Linked DNA regions of Mus musculus: region 1 is linked to region 2. A link is a loop called in an ENCODE intact Hi-C map of the cell type or tissue named here. Cell type or tissue: heart. All regions are shown on one strand. Links, peaks and the distances in the headings refer to the core of each region. The heading gives the core; the rest is flanking DNA.

Region 1 (7,370 bases), core at 1,884-5,883, 250 kb after region 2:
TCTGAGCTTGTTTTTCTTCTCCTTACAAACCTATCACCTGCCTTGATGAGATGATGCTAACCTGTAATCCCAGCACTAAGAGGCAGAGGCAGGTGGGTGACCAGCTTGGGGATAGCCTGGGCTACATATTGAGACCCTGTCTCAGCAACACCCAATGCCTTGTTTCTTTCTGTGTCTGGGTGAGGGGAAAAGCTACTCTCAGAGTCTGCAAATGTGTCCAATCCCTAAGAGAGCAGGGGTTACGCAATAGCCTGGCTGTTGGGGCAAAGCTACCCTGAGTCACTAAGAAAGCTATGCACCCTTGGTTTGAGACTATGTTCTGTTTCCCATTATAAATACTTGGGTTTGAGGATTCCAGAAGCCAGGCTGTGGTTGCAATGGCAAATTCTAACTCCTGTGCAGCCATCAGGCTGAAAGAGGAGGCTGCCCTGCTGGGGTCAGGACATACGAGTCCATGGGTAGGCAGCTTGACCTTGCTTACTGAGTTTGTTGTTAAGGTTAGCAAAAACCAAGTGCTGGTGGACTGACTGTATACGGGCTCCTGGGTAAACATTGATCCATGGATGCCCTACCACTTGGGCCAGCTCCTAGGAGCATGTGCCAGACAATGAACAGAGTACACAGCATGCTGAGAGAATGGAGGGATGCCAGCCTGGTGGAGACGGGTGGGCAAGTGGGATGGTATTGGCCAGGCTTGAATTAATGCCACTGGGAGCTGAATTGGGCAGTGATGGAGATCTGAGAGCTGCACACACTGAAATAGTGTATCCTTGGGATTGGTGTGCCTTTCCTTCCAGTGTGGGTTTGGTGTGCCAGGTCTCGGCTGTCCTGTCCTACAGCTTCTCTATTCCCCACAAAACAGGCCGGATTCGGACACAGGGATGAGGGAGGCGGGGACTGATGCTTCAACCCTGGGAAGATGGCTGTCTACCGGTGACACTTTCTGTCCTTGTCTGTGTATCACCAAGAGCCTTAACAGGGACTGGAGAGGAGAATGGGGGTGGGGGAGGTGGAGGTGGAGCCCTCTGTACTGAGGATTTGGGGGAGGTCCAAGTGAACCCCCTGGGGGATGTTTTTCTTCCAAGCCTCATGCTTGACTGACATTCTAGAAAGATCATAGCTGTGGAGTCAGGCTAACTTGGGTTTCTTGGAGCGTCTTGTCTTCAGCTATAAGATGGAATGTTGGGGTGGACTTCAGGGGTCCCTGAGAGTGACCCCTGATTGTGGGGCACAGCCTTCCTCTGCTTCTTCTATATAGATTCTGCCCAGTGGATGGGGCAGACATTCTAAGACACATACATCCCTGCAGTACTGTTGGGTCCTCTGTGGTTATGGTTTGTAGGTCTGGGAGGCCGGGTAGAATGGAGAAACTTGGGCTGCAGTGTAGAAATGCTGGGCTTCTGGCCTTTCTAAGTGCTCTGGCCCTGGGTCAACGTTGGGCCACCTATGTGCGGTGGTACCAAGATGACTTACGTGGTCAGGTCCTGATAATCAGGGATGGCAAGCCTGTCTCAGTGCTGGTCCAGTGAGCACATTGTGATGTGGTAGAGATAAGGGTGGTGGGACATTGTCCTTCTCCCCAATGTACAAACCAGAGGACAAAATTCCTTTTGAGTGGCTTCATCAGTTTGTTCTTCTGGCCAGTTGCTTGGCTCTCGGATGGGGACAGCCTGAGATAGCACATGAAGGACTCATGGTTATGGCTTCCTGATCGCAGCTATATAGGAATCTCTCTGGTTACAGCTTTCTCCTTTGATAGTCCCTGTTCAGTTGTAGACCATTTGCAACAGCAGTGTTGGGTGGAGGAAGGGGTGGGGCCTGAGTCTCCCGTGGGAAGGTGTCACCCATTGTTCACCTCAGTTAGGGGGTGGCACATTTGAGAAGAGACTCACTTCCTGGCACATCTCAGATGAGAGACTTCTATTTTACAACTCCCTTTTCTCCTCATTAGAAACTGAGCTCTCTAAATTCCCTGATCTTTACAAAGGAGGCTAGTAGACGGAGTAAACCAGATGCCGCGGCAGAACGCTTGTGACCTCAGCCTTGGTGAGGTAGAGGCAGGAAGGTCAGGAGTTCAGAATCAGCTGGGGCTCAATGAGACCGGTCTCCAAAGAGAGAAAAATGAACTGGGCTGAGGAAATGGCTCAGCAGGGAAAGCTCTTGCCATACAAGCCTGATGACTGGAGTTCGGGTCGCCAACACCCACATAGAAATGCACAGCAGCCCACCTGTAATCTCAGCATGGAGACAGAGGATTCATCCACACAAGGTGGCTGGGTAGACCAACTAAATTGTCATACTCCGAGTTCCAGTGAGGTGCCCTGCTTCATAACATATGTCAGAGATCAAAGAAGACATCAGACGGCAACCTCGGGTCTCCACTTAGACGTGCATACCAGATGTACTGAACATGTATGAATGCATATACATGCACACAAACACTGCATGCATATATACACATACATACATATATATGCCCATATATATATACTGGGCATCTCTCCTGAGGTTCCTGCTCTAGGGGGGAGCTTGTTTGGAACTTTAGTGGGTAAGATGTGAGAATCAGTCTCTTCTACCCTCTGTGTGCTAGTGTGCTCTCTCTGTCTCTCTTTCTCTGTCTGTCTCTGTCTCTGTCTCTGTCTCTCTCTGTCTCTCTCTCTCTGCCTCAGGCCCTTTCTTTCCTCATGTAGCTTCCTTCTCTCCTGTGCTGTTCCTGGCTACCCAGGAGCCTGACCAAGCAAGCCAGGACCACAAGCCACCAATGAGTCTCGTGGACACACTGAGGTCCCGACCTCTGAGTGCTTGCTACTCCTGTGTTCAGGGCTACCTCTGGCACCCGATGGGACTGGGTACATCCTTTTTCCTGCCCACAGAGCCACTCGGATGGAGTATGGTTGTAAAGCTGTCATGAGGCTGGGTAGCTTTGGATACTGAGTCTTAGGAAAGTAGCTAAAGTGAAAAGCTATGGTCACAGAGCTCAAGAGGGACCTGGCCAGGGACGACAGATGGAATTGACGTCCGCGGATGGTCACAGGGGCGGCCCTGCTGCTTTTCTCTGCGCTTTTGTCTCTCTTCCGTGGAGGCTTCTGATCATTTTCACAGAACTTGGGCTGCTGCAGTCAAAGATGTTGAAGCTGAGAATTGGGACACATTGCACTGTAATGCGTATATGGGAAACGTGTGGAAGCCGTGAGCCTGCTTGCCATGCTGAGCTGATCTGAGGTCCAGATACACAGACACACAGACACACACACACACAGACACACACACACACACACACACACACACACACACACACACACCCCGCCCTACTCTGTAATAGATTCAGTAGTGACTGCCCACCCCCATCGGGGTGATTCAGCTAACAGATTTTATTGCTGTCCCTAGTCTGACCAGTAGATTGCCACACAGTGATTATGGTTTCTGGGATGTTTCCTTCCCTCTATTTCCCTCCCCTCCTCTCCCCTCCTCTCCCCTCCTCTCCTCTCCCCTCCCCTCCTCTCCCCCCTCCCCTCCTCTCTCTTCCCCTCCCCTCTTCCCCCTCCTCCCTTTCCCCCTCCTCTCCTCTCCTTCCCTGTCTTCCCCCTTCTCCCCTCCCTCTCCTCTCTTCTCCTTTCCTCTTCCATTTTCTCCCCCCTCCCCTCTTCCCCTCTCCCTCTTTTCTCTCCCTCTTCCCCTCCCCTCTTCCCCTTCTACCCCTCCCCTCCCTTCCTTTTTTCTTCTCTCTCTCTCTCTCTCTCTCTCTCTCTCTCTCTCTCTCTCTCTCTCATTTTTCAAGACAGGGTTTCTCCGTGTAGCTCTGGCTGTCCTGGAATTCGCTCTGTAGACCAGGCTGGCCTAGAACTCACAGAGATCTTCCAGCCTCTGGGACTAAAAGCCTCCACCAGCTGATGCTGATCCCTAGGATGTTTCAATAAATTTTGGGGCAGAGAAGGAAACTCAAGGTCCAAGTCTGCCTGTACAGTGACCATTTACAAAGTGTGCTGGCACTGGAGATAGAGCCAAAGTGCCACAGTGAGTGGCGGAGTCACGGCCTTTTGGGAAGTGAGTGGTCTAAAAAGAGCCACCCCAGGCACCTCTTCCAGGGAGGTCTTGGATGCTCTGATGGATGACAGCGTCATCTCTGTCAGGCTCTGGATGTGACAGTCATGGGAGCTGGATCAGGGCATCATGCGTGTCTCACATTCCTTCCCTTCACATTTGCTGTGCTTTTGTGGCAACTCAAGACCTAGTCTTTGGTCGGTAGAGGGCCTCACAGACAAGTGGGAAAGGTGAATTCCATGAGGGAGACTCTAGCACCACCTACTGACCAGATCCATTTAGATTGCTCCCGAAGCAGTATGTATGTGTGTGAGTGTGTGTAATGTGTGTGTCATTGTGTGTCTCTGTGCATGAATGGGTATGGTGTGTGTGTGTGTGTGTGTGGTGTGTGTCTTGTCTCTGTGTGTGAGTGTGTGTGGTGTATGTATTTCCGTGTGTTTGAGTGGGTGCGGTGTATGTATCTTTGTGTCTGAGTGTGTGTGTGTGTCTTTGTGTGTGTGTGTGTGTGTGTGTGTGTGTGTGTGTGTGCTCTAAAGGGAAATAGGCCAACTTTGAAACCCAAACTTACTGCTTGCTGCCCTTGACATCCCAGAGGAACATAGCACATGAACCCCAGCTGCCTGCCTGGCTCTTATGGCCCTCCCTTCTCCCAGTCATCAAAGGCCCTTCCTTGATAGAAAGATCTCTCTGGCATGTAGAGTGCCCCCATTTTACCCAGTCCTCTGGCATCTCCAGGGACGGCTGCCTTTCAGCAGTGCCCATGATGTCCACCTTATTCCCTACTGCCAGCTCTGGACTCTCAGTGACAGGCTCTGTCTTCAGTGGGCATGGTTCTCTCCTGTCACTGGTGTTGTGGATCTTACTTGAAGGACTTCTCTTTTCTTAGAGCCAGAATGTTAACTAGTCAAGTATGTGAGAGGCTTCCTAGCAGCCCTGATAAGCATCCAATAAGACACAAACAGAAACGCTGTGCACAAGAAGTGTCAAATGTGTAGCAAATTCAGGACAAGACATGGAGACTTAAAAAGCCAGAGGAGGGATGTAATGCAAGACCCTGAGAGATTCCGTGACTGGAGAATCCAAACTTGGTCAAAATGGCAGACCTACTTGAGGAGGACTTGGTCAAGTCCAATGGGGCTGGCCATCTTGGCTCTGCTTCTTAAGTTCCTGTCATTCTGCCTTTATCATGTGTTGGGCCTGGTTCAGGACTAGAACTCGAGTCCTGTCATTTTCCTGTCAACACTCTGTCATAAGAATGTACTGTTGTCATCCTGTTGCAGGAAGTTAGAGGCTATAATTAGATGCTACTAAGAGAACTTATTCTCACCTTAGCACAGGAAATCAGTTCCTGTGACAGGAAGTTAGTACACGTCTCCATTCTGTAACAAGAAGTGAGAGCCTGTTACCATCTCTAACACACAAGAAATTAGGACCTGTCTTCATTGATACCACATACAGGAAGTTAGAGTCTGTCACAGGAAGTAAGAACCTGTCTTCATCTCCACCACACAGGAAGTTCGGTGTTGTCTTCATCCTGTCACAGGAAGTTCAGTCTTGTCACAGGATATTAGAACCTGGCATTATCCCCATTTTGAGCCCCACTCTGTCTCTATGGACAGAAGCAGAGAATCGGACCAAGTGTCTAAAGCTGAATCACAGGGCTGGGGAACGGATCTCATCCCTGAGCTTAGACTTGGCATCTTCCTTCACAATGTGGCTCTCTCTGAACCTTTTTCCTCATCTGACAAGGGGCACTCAAGCCGCCATCTTGAACACTGGTTGTGATGACGCCAATGAATGTATGGGGGATTAGCCCCACATGCAAGTACGTGGTAACAGCCGTGATGATTTCTGGGTAATCCCTGAGATCCACCCAGGAGTTCTTCATGGCCTTGGCCACTATCTGGGTGAGGCCCTTGCTGAGTGTGCCCAGGGTAGCTAGCTCTCTGCCTTGAGAAGGGGACACATCTCCCCCTGGCTTGACCCTGGTCACCAGTACCCCTAGAGGGTGTTGCTGTACCTGAGTCTGCGGCCTGGAGGTCTACAACGCCTCCCCCAGGTGAGTGAGGGTTTTCTTTGTGCTGGCTGCATCAGTCAGAGGGGTGGCAGGAGGCCCCACCCAGTGAACAGGAGGCCCCGCCTAGTGAGCCGTGCTTGCCCACACTCTGTTGTTTCTCTGCTTGCCGAGGTGGCGCTAACCCTCTTCCTGTCTCTCTGTCCACTTGTCTTTCAGCCGCTGTGAGCGCTTGCCTTGCCATGAGAACCAGGAGTGCCCCAGGCTGCCTCTGAGAATAACCTACTACCACCTCTCTTTTCCCACCAACATCCAAGTGCCAGCGGTGGTTTTCCGCATGGGCCCTTCCAGTGCTGTCCCTGGGGACAGCATGCAGCTGGCCATCACCGCTGGCAATGAGGAGGGCTTTTTCACCACTCGAAAGGTGAGCCACCACAGTGGGGTGGTGGCCCTCACCAAACCCATCCCTGAGCCCAGGGACTTGCTCCTGACCGTCAAGATGGATCTTTATCGCCACGGCACAGTCAGCTCCTTTGTGGCCAAGCTTTTCATCTTTGTGTCTGCAGAGCTCTGAGTGCTTGCTTGAGCCCTGGGCACTCCCTCTTGTTGCTTTCCCACCCTTGGGGTTCTAATAAACTCTCAGCAGCCATCCCAAGAGCATGCCTCTTGTACCTTGGTTTTATTTGGCGTGGACAGGGGCCTCTCTGCTTTCTCTCTACCCGGGGTTAAGCTGAGCCCCTACCAGAATTGGTTTCCCTACCGTGTGACTGGGGAATAACTTTTGTATGGTCTAGGTACCTGAGAATCACAGCAACAGAGTTCATCATTGCATTATCAGACAGCCAAAGCAAGAGGAGAATGAGGCTAGGCTGGGTCTATACCTGTGAACGATCTCTTCCTGTTGTATAAACTCTAAAGAGTAGTTGTGACGGCTGAGAAGGAGCCTCCTTCTCAGAGATGCCCTAGTTCTGCCTCCTTCATTTTTCCAATATAGAAACACTCCCCAACACCCCCAAGAAAGGGAAGGACTTGGCTCTAATGGCTCAGCTTGTTGTAGCCAAGCTAATCTGGGGTAATAGGCCTTCTAGCCCCTGGGGATCACATGTAGGATCATCAGAGCTGTTCTGGGCAAACACTGAACGCTGTTGATCTTTGATAAAGTGCTTGACTAAAGAAACTCATTTGCCTCTACTGGTCCACCCCACCCCCCAATACTTTGCCAAGAAGAAGCACTGTTGTGGTGCTTGCTGGAACCATAACCTGTCTAACATATGTCGTATATACTTCCGGTGTGTATTGTCTTTGTGGATACTCA
Region 2 (7,370 bases), core at 1,292-5,291:
CAAAGCAAATAGAAGGGGCAGGGGACAAAATGTCCCTGAGGGAACACCCACAGGGACCTGTACCCCTCAACCATCTCCTGGGCATTACCTACATCCTAAAGTAGTATTACCTCACAGCAGCCTGTCAAATATTGGCCCTGTCAGTGGATCCACCTATGGGAGAGATCAGAGCCCTTCTGATCCAGTCACCTCCCCAAAGGTCATTTGTGGACACTGCTGCAATAGGAGCCAAGCCTTCAAAACACCGGTCCCAGCCATAGCGGGAAAGCACAGGGCCAAACTGGGATTCTTGCCCACGGCAAGTGGGATGTAAGTGCGCAGGCACTTGGAAAACAACTTGGGGTTTCTTTGTTCTTGTTATTGTTTTGTGTTTTGTGTTTTTGAGACAGGGTCTGTCTGTGTAATCCTGGCTGTCTTGGAAGTCACTGTGTAGACCAGCCTGGCCTCAAACACACAGAGAGCTAGCTGCCTGCCTCTGCCTCCCCAGTGCTAGGATTAAAGTTGCACGATACTAACCTGGCCTATGTTTCAGGCACAGGTAGTGTCACTTGTAACCGCTAAAGGAGAAAGTGTCCCTCCTTTGATAGGCAAATGGGTCAACCAGCTGCAAATGTGTCACCTTACAGTGCAATCCGACTCAGCCATAAGAAAGAACAAACCATTAATATCATGTAATGATTGATATCACGTAACGAAAAGGATGACTCTCCAAACTATTACACTGAGGGAAAGAAGCCAGACCCCAGCTGAATGAGAGCCTGCTGTACAGTTCTATTTACATGTAGTTATGGGAAATGCAACCTAACCTATAGGGACAGAAGCAGACCTGGAGTTGGAAGGACAGGGATGAGGTGGGACAATGGAGGGGGAGATGAAGAGGAACAGAAGTCCAGCATTGTGGCTTATGCCTGTAATCCCAGATCTCAGAGTCTGAGGCAGGAGGGTTGCCATGAGTTTGAGACTAGCCAGAGTTACACAGTGAGCTCAAACATAACACACAGACACACAGATAGACACACAGAAAGAGAGAGAGAGAAAAGAGAGACAGACAGATAAAGATGGAACTAGATTACAAAGGGACAGGAGAAAGCTTTTAGAGTGGAGTGATTAACTTTGCTGTTTATGGGATACACACACACACACACACACATATATATATATAATGGGTTCATGGGATATGTATATATATTATGGGTTCATGGGATATATATATAATATATATGTATACATTTCTATTAAAACTCAGCAAATTATACACCAGGTGCATGCCTTTAATCTCAGTATTCAGGAGGTATAGGTGGGCAGATCTCTGAGTTCAAGGCAGGCCTCGTCTACAGAGCAAGTTCCAGGACAGCCAGGGCTACACAGAGAAGCCCTGTCTCAAGAAACCAAAAAGTAAATAAATAAAAAACAAAATAAAATAAAATGTAAAATAAAACTCAGAAACTTGTATAGTTCATTATATGTCAATTATACCTAAAACTGTGTACAATGTGGAAATGTAAGAGCACGGGCTGCTCTTCCAGAGGTCCTGAGTTCAAATCCCAGCAACCACATGGTGGCTCACAACCATCTGTAATAGGATCTGATGCCCTTTTCTGGTGTATCTGAAGACAGCTACAGTGTACTCACATAAATAAAATTAATAAATAAATCTTTTAAAAAAGAGAAAATGTAAGTTAGTTGCCAGTTTAAGGCTGTTATAGCTTCTGGCAGCTATAACAAAACACATGGATTAGGTGGCTAATCAATAATTAAAGAATTTAGGAGCTGGCAAGGTAGCTCAGTGGATTAAAGCACTTGCTACTGTCTGATAACCCAAATTCAACCCTAGGGGCCTTCATGTTAAAACGACAGAACCAACTCCACACATTGTCTTTAGATCTGCACACTTGTCCAAGGGTGCATTTGCATATCTGTGAGCTGTGGACAGAGACCGGAAGGGGACGCCAGGTGTCCTGCCGCATTACTACCCAGCTTATTCTCATGAGACGAGGTCTCCCTCTGAACCTGGAGCAGTGTTGGCAGCCAGTAAAACTCGGCAATCCTTTTGTCTCTCCAGCCCTGGGGTTACAGGTTGGAGTGGCCGTGTCTGGGTTTTTAAGTGGGTCCCAGGGATTTGAACTTAGAATGTCATGCTTCAACAGAAAATGCTTCTACCCACTGAACTTTTTAAAAAGATTTATTTGCATAATTTTAAATGATGTTTCTCTGTGTGTGTCTGTTTGAGTGTAGGTGCGCATGAGTGCACGTGCCAAGGAAACCAGAGGTCTTAGAGCCCCTGGAGCTGGAGATGGGTGTGAGCCACCTGGCATGGGTGCTAGGAACCAAACTGAGGTCCCCTGCAAGAGCAGTGCATGCTTTTAACTTCCGTGCCATCTCTCTAGTTCCAGGACTTCGGTTTTTTTCTTAAAACTATTTTTTTTTATTTAACCTGGGTCAGAAAGGCTGACTTGCAACAATCTAGAGGCCAGTGGTTAAGAAGTGTCCAAGTTCAGCTGTTCTAGATCCAGGTTAGCGATGGTAGCCTGGTTGTAGAGCCAACGGATGTGACGGCAGGGGCATCATCATCATCGGGCGGGGGCGGGGGTTGTGCTGAGCATTCTAACTCTGTGTTCTTGCGTTCTCAGGCTTCCTGCACAGGAAGCGCTTTACCCATGAGTCGTTTCTCCAGACCCAAATTAAAATTAAGGTTGATGCTGGGCAATGGTGGTGCACACCTTTAATCCCAGCACTTGGGAGGCAGAGGCAGGAGGATTTCTGAGTTCGAGGCCAGCCTGGTCTACAGAGTGAGTTCCAGGACAGCCAGGGCTACATAGCTAGTACAAAGATAGCCAGGGCTACATAATAGAGCTCTGTCCCAAAACAAACAAAACAAAACAAAACAAAAACTAGAAAACAAATGATAAGTTTGTGAGTGTAAATTGTCAGCTTAACAGAATCTAGAACCGCCTGGGAAATGAGCAGCTGGGCGTGCGTGGGGGTGTCATCTTGTTGCTAAGTTGCTAAGTTCTCTGGATAGAGGATCCTGAGCTATATAAAATGGAGCTGGGGAGCCCAACGCTAGCGTGCACATTTTCATTGCTTTCCTCTGACTGTGGAAACCAGCTGCTTCAAGCTCCTGCTGCCGTGATCTCCCAGCTGTAACCGGCTTGTACCTTGTACTGTGTGATCCCAAATAAACCCTCCTCCCTCCCTCCCTTCTTTCTTCCCTCAGTTGCTTATGTCAGGGCATTTTAACACAGCAAGAAAGAAACTTAAGGCAATGATAAACTGCTTCTTTATATCCCAAAGTTCTTTCAAAAGAAAGGAAGAACGAAATCCAAACCAAAAAAGGCTCTGATACAATTTGGCCCCAACCACCCAGGTGCACACAGACACGCGCTCCCTGTCCGCGGCTCCCACAAGTGCCGCCAGGGGGCACTTGACACCAGCGCTGGGTGCGGGACGCAGGAACGAACTCGCCGGGCCTAGAAGGCACTTCCTAGCAAGCCTCCTGCACCCTGCGCTTCTCATCCCGCCTTAACGTAAGTAATTCCCTTGTCAATTCCCAAGTCGGGAGCACGGATTTTCTTTGAGGAATTCCGCCTCCAGGGAGTCTTCCTGGCCTGGGACGGGCCTTGTTTAGTCAGCCTTGTCTGCGCAGTTACTCATTGACATCTTCTAAGGGACAGTCACATTCACAGGCTGGAAGTAAGGCTGCATCACTCACCATCCCGGAATGATCCTCAGGGGATACCTTTGAGGGCTGGAGCCTTTTGCAACAGTCTGGTATCTTAGGTGGAGGAACCCTGCCTGAGAACTCTTACTTAATCATGCTCCCTTAGGGCTGACTAGTCCTTCTGAGCCCGGAAAAAGAGGCTTCTAGGCTTGCCCTGAAAATGACCTTGGTGTCCACCTTGGCCTTGCTTAGACTATTTCCAGATGGTCCTGGTCCTTCTGAGCCTCTGCTTGCTGGCATGGAAGGTTCATTCGAGAAACAGGTCCTGCATTTGGGAGTAGTTACAAGGCTCCGCTTAAAAGTGGACACCTATAACACATAGTCTGGAAGACATTCTGTCATCCCTGAAGCAATGTCTCTCTCGTGGTTGGATTTGAATGTGCTAGAACATTCAGCCCTGGGTCTGTGGCTGGCCCAGGTGCTGGCCCCTGGCTCACATGAGCACAGTGCAGATCATGCCAAGACAGGACTGAGACTGTCTGGATTCAAATGCTAGCTTCTGCTCTCCATAGCTGTATGTCAGGAGGAAATGGTCAAAACCTACGTGTGCCAGGGCTACCCCGAGGATTCCCAGGTAAAGGTTAATGATTAGTTTTGCTCTTGGGCTAAAAAGCCACCACCAGATGTCCAGGGAGCTGGGAGAGAAAGGATAAAGCTGGCTTGGACCTGGGATGGCCGTGAACTCTGAGAACTAGGCTTAGGAATGCCCTAGGCTGTCCTTACCTTTTCCTAGAGTGACAGCACATGGGGTATGGGGAGGGTCTGTTCTCTAGAGAGGACTTTGCCCAGGGGGGTCAGAGTTCAGGTCCTTTCATGAGGATGTAGGAGATGACCATAAAGTAATAGGCAGGAGGCCTGGGGCTCGGGCTTAATTTCCTGTAGTCTTAGAGTCATTATGGCTGCTTCTTCCCAGACTGCCCAAATTCTGAAAGGCACGCGCGCACACACACACACACACACACACACACACACCACAGAGAGAGAGACAGACAGACACATACACTCAGACGCATATATACAAATATATACACACAGACACTCAGACATACACACAGCCACACACACATAGAGACACACAATCAGACACAAAGAGAGACATACACAGATATATATATATATATATATATATACACAGAGATACACACACAGAGACATGTGGACATATACACACAGAGAGATACACACAGAAACATATACACATAGAGAGACACACACAGAGACACACATACCACAGATACATACACACAGACACACATATACAAATATAAACACAGACAGACATACAAACACACAAACACAAGGATATACACACAGAGACATACATACACACAGAGATACATACACATAGACATGCAGATACACACACACACACACACACACACACACACACACATGAGTGGGTATGTACACCAAGTACAACCTTCTGTGGAGGCATCAGATTACCTTGAAGATGGAGTTACTGGCAACTGTGAACCACCAGACTAAGATACTGTGAACTAAGCTTGGATCCTCTGTAAGAGCCATTCGCTATCTTAACCTCTTAGTCATCTTTGTAGCCCCCAAATTTTGACAGTATGAGCAACCCCAAATTCATGAGTTGAAGCCCTAGCAACAGTGTGACTGTTATTGGGCATGGGACCCCTGGGAAAATCACTAAGGTCAGAGAAGGGCATGAGGGTAGGGTGTTCAGATCAGTGCCCTGGTGTGGCACAGATGACAGGAACCTTTGGTTTTGAGTGTCCCCTTCTGTCCCAAGTATACCATATACCATATGTGGACAGGACAGGTAGATATGTACCATGCACTTATAATTCAGCTGCTGAGGGAGCTGAAGAGGCAGGGTAGAAGTGTCAGGCTTAGCTCAGGGATAGCCTAGGCAACTTAGTGAGACCCTGTCTTAAAAGAAAAAGTAAGAAGAGAAGGCAGGCAGTGGTGGGACACACTTTTAATCCCCGCACTCCAGAAGCAGAGGCAGGATGATTTCTATGAGTTCAAGGCTAGCCTGGTCTACAGAGTGAGTTCCAGGACAGCCAGGGATACACAGAGAAAGGCTGTCTGGAAAGAAAAGAAAAAAAGTAAGAAGAGGATGGGGGATGAAGTTGGGAGGTAGACTGTGTATAGCCTTGGATCACCACCCCACCAGCAGGTCAAAAACAACAAAGAAATTAGGACCAGGTGTGGTGGAATACGACTTTAATTTCAGCACCCAGGAAGCAGAGGGAGGTGACCTTTGAATTTGTGTCCAGCCTGGTCTATATATTAAGTTCTAGGTCAAGACTACACAGTAAGACCCTGTCTAAAAAAAATAAATAAAAATAAAAAAGGTAACTCAATACAGAGTTTTTATAGAAAAATTAGAAAGTGTAGAAATTAAGAAAAAAAGAAAAGGGTTCTCAAAGCTGGGTTACCCAGAGCTAAGGACTGCCCTTTGCAGGTGTTTGATTTCTGTTTCTGTTTGTTTCTGTTTCCCACTAGCTACTGTAACAAACATTATACTGTTGGTGGCTTAAAAGAACACAATTTGATCTTCTCCCCTCTGCAGGGCAGAAGGCAGATCTGCTGAGAGGATGAAAGCTGGGCCCTGATGGAGCTGATTTCTTGAGCAGCTTCTGGGGGAGATCCAGGTCTGGATGGAGCAAGCCCATCTCTGGGGAGCTGAACCCCTCTGCACCTGCAAAGCCCTTTCTGTGCACCCCAAATTCTGGAGGATATGAGGGCTGGGGGGGCTTTTGTTCAGCCTTTCAAAACCAATCAATCTTCCTTCCTCCCCTCCCTCCCTCCCTCCTTCCCTCCCTCCCTCCCTCCCTCCTTCCTTCTTCCCTCCCTCCCTCCCTCCCTCCCTCCCTCCCTCCCTCCCTCCCTCCCTCTCTCTCTTTCTTTCTTTCTTTCTTTCTTTCTTTCTTTCTTCCCCCAAGACAGAATGGCTCTGCCTAGCCCTGACTGTTTTGGAACTCCCTCTGTAGGCCAGGCTGACCTTGAACTCAGAGATTTTGCCTCTGCCTCCCAAATGCTAGAATTAAAGGTGTGTACTAGTACTACCACTGCCCAGTCAAAATTTTTCTTTTCTTTGACTTGACCTCCATCACCTATCTCCCATGAGAGCCACGCCCACCCCCAAATCCCCATCCCAGCCCCCAGCTTCTCTGCTCTCTCTTCCCTGTGTCCTTTTGTAACCACATTTCTTGGAAGGGTCTCTGAGGAGTTTCTGGTCTAGGGTGAATGAGATGGCTTTGCAGCTAAAGGTGACTGTGGCCAAACCTGATGATTGAAATTCAGTCCCTGGGACCCACACGTGGAGGGTGAGAGTTGACTTTCAGAGGTTGCCTACTTGCCAACGCGCTTGAGCTGTGCTGTGTGTGTATCCACATATATGCACACAATTAATGAGTCATTTAAGATGAATACTGAAAATAGAGTTCTGGGCTGCCCTCTTTTGCCTTCCACCCTGGACCTTCCATCCACTAGAGCCCTGTCACAGGTTCCCCCACCCCCACCCCCAAGCAGGAATGTCATGTCACCAATTCTAACTTTTTGTAGTTGTCCCAAGGCTGGAACGTTTGGTGCCTGGACACGAGGCCTGAAGTGGCTCCAGATGCTGCAGCAGCAGCAGCAGCAGCAGCAGCTCAGGGCCAACCTTCATGACTGGCTG

Evidence for each region. Hi-C counts contacts between places; a loop is a spot of excess contacts. Peaks named below come from ENCODE experiments on the same cell type or tissue, not always from the same donor. Only the 100,000 strongest peaks of a DNase experiment are listed, where the experiment ranks them.
Region 1: it touches region 2 in a loop (2.7-fold over the local background); 3 of 42 quality-filtered maps call a loop at or near these places.

What each region holds. Positions count from the first base shown.
Region 1 is chr15:85,245,171-85,252,540 of GRCm38, forward strand. The region is part of intron 14 of Fbln1 (fibulin 1); the gene reads left to right. Among named protein-coding and RNA genes, the nearest start is that of Fbln1, 43 kb to the left of the region's middle. In heart, for the core only: a CTCF peak has its summit at 4,281 (motif pointing left); no DNase peak of the experiment used is centred there; H3K27me3 peaks cover 781 bases.
Region 2 is chr15:84,998,113-85,005,482 of GRCm38, forward strand. It overlaps Gm39558 (a long non-coding RNA gene), which reads left to right. Exons shown (of 4, transcript XR_875533.1): 4 at 6,264-6,495. Among named protein-coding and RNA genes, the nearest start is that of Gm39558, 14 kb to the left of the region's middle. In heart, for the core only: no CTCF peak of the experiment used is centred there; a DNase peak (open chromatin) is centred at 3,449; H3K27me3 peaks cover 1,455 bases.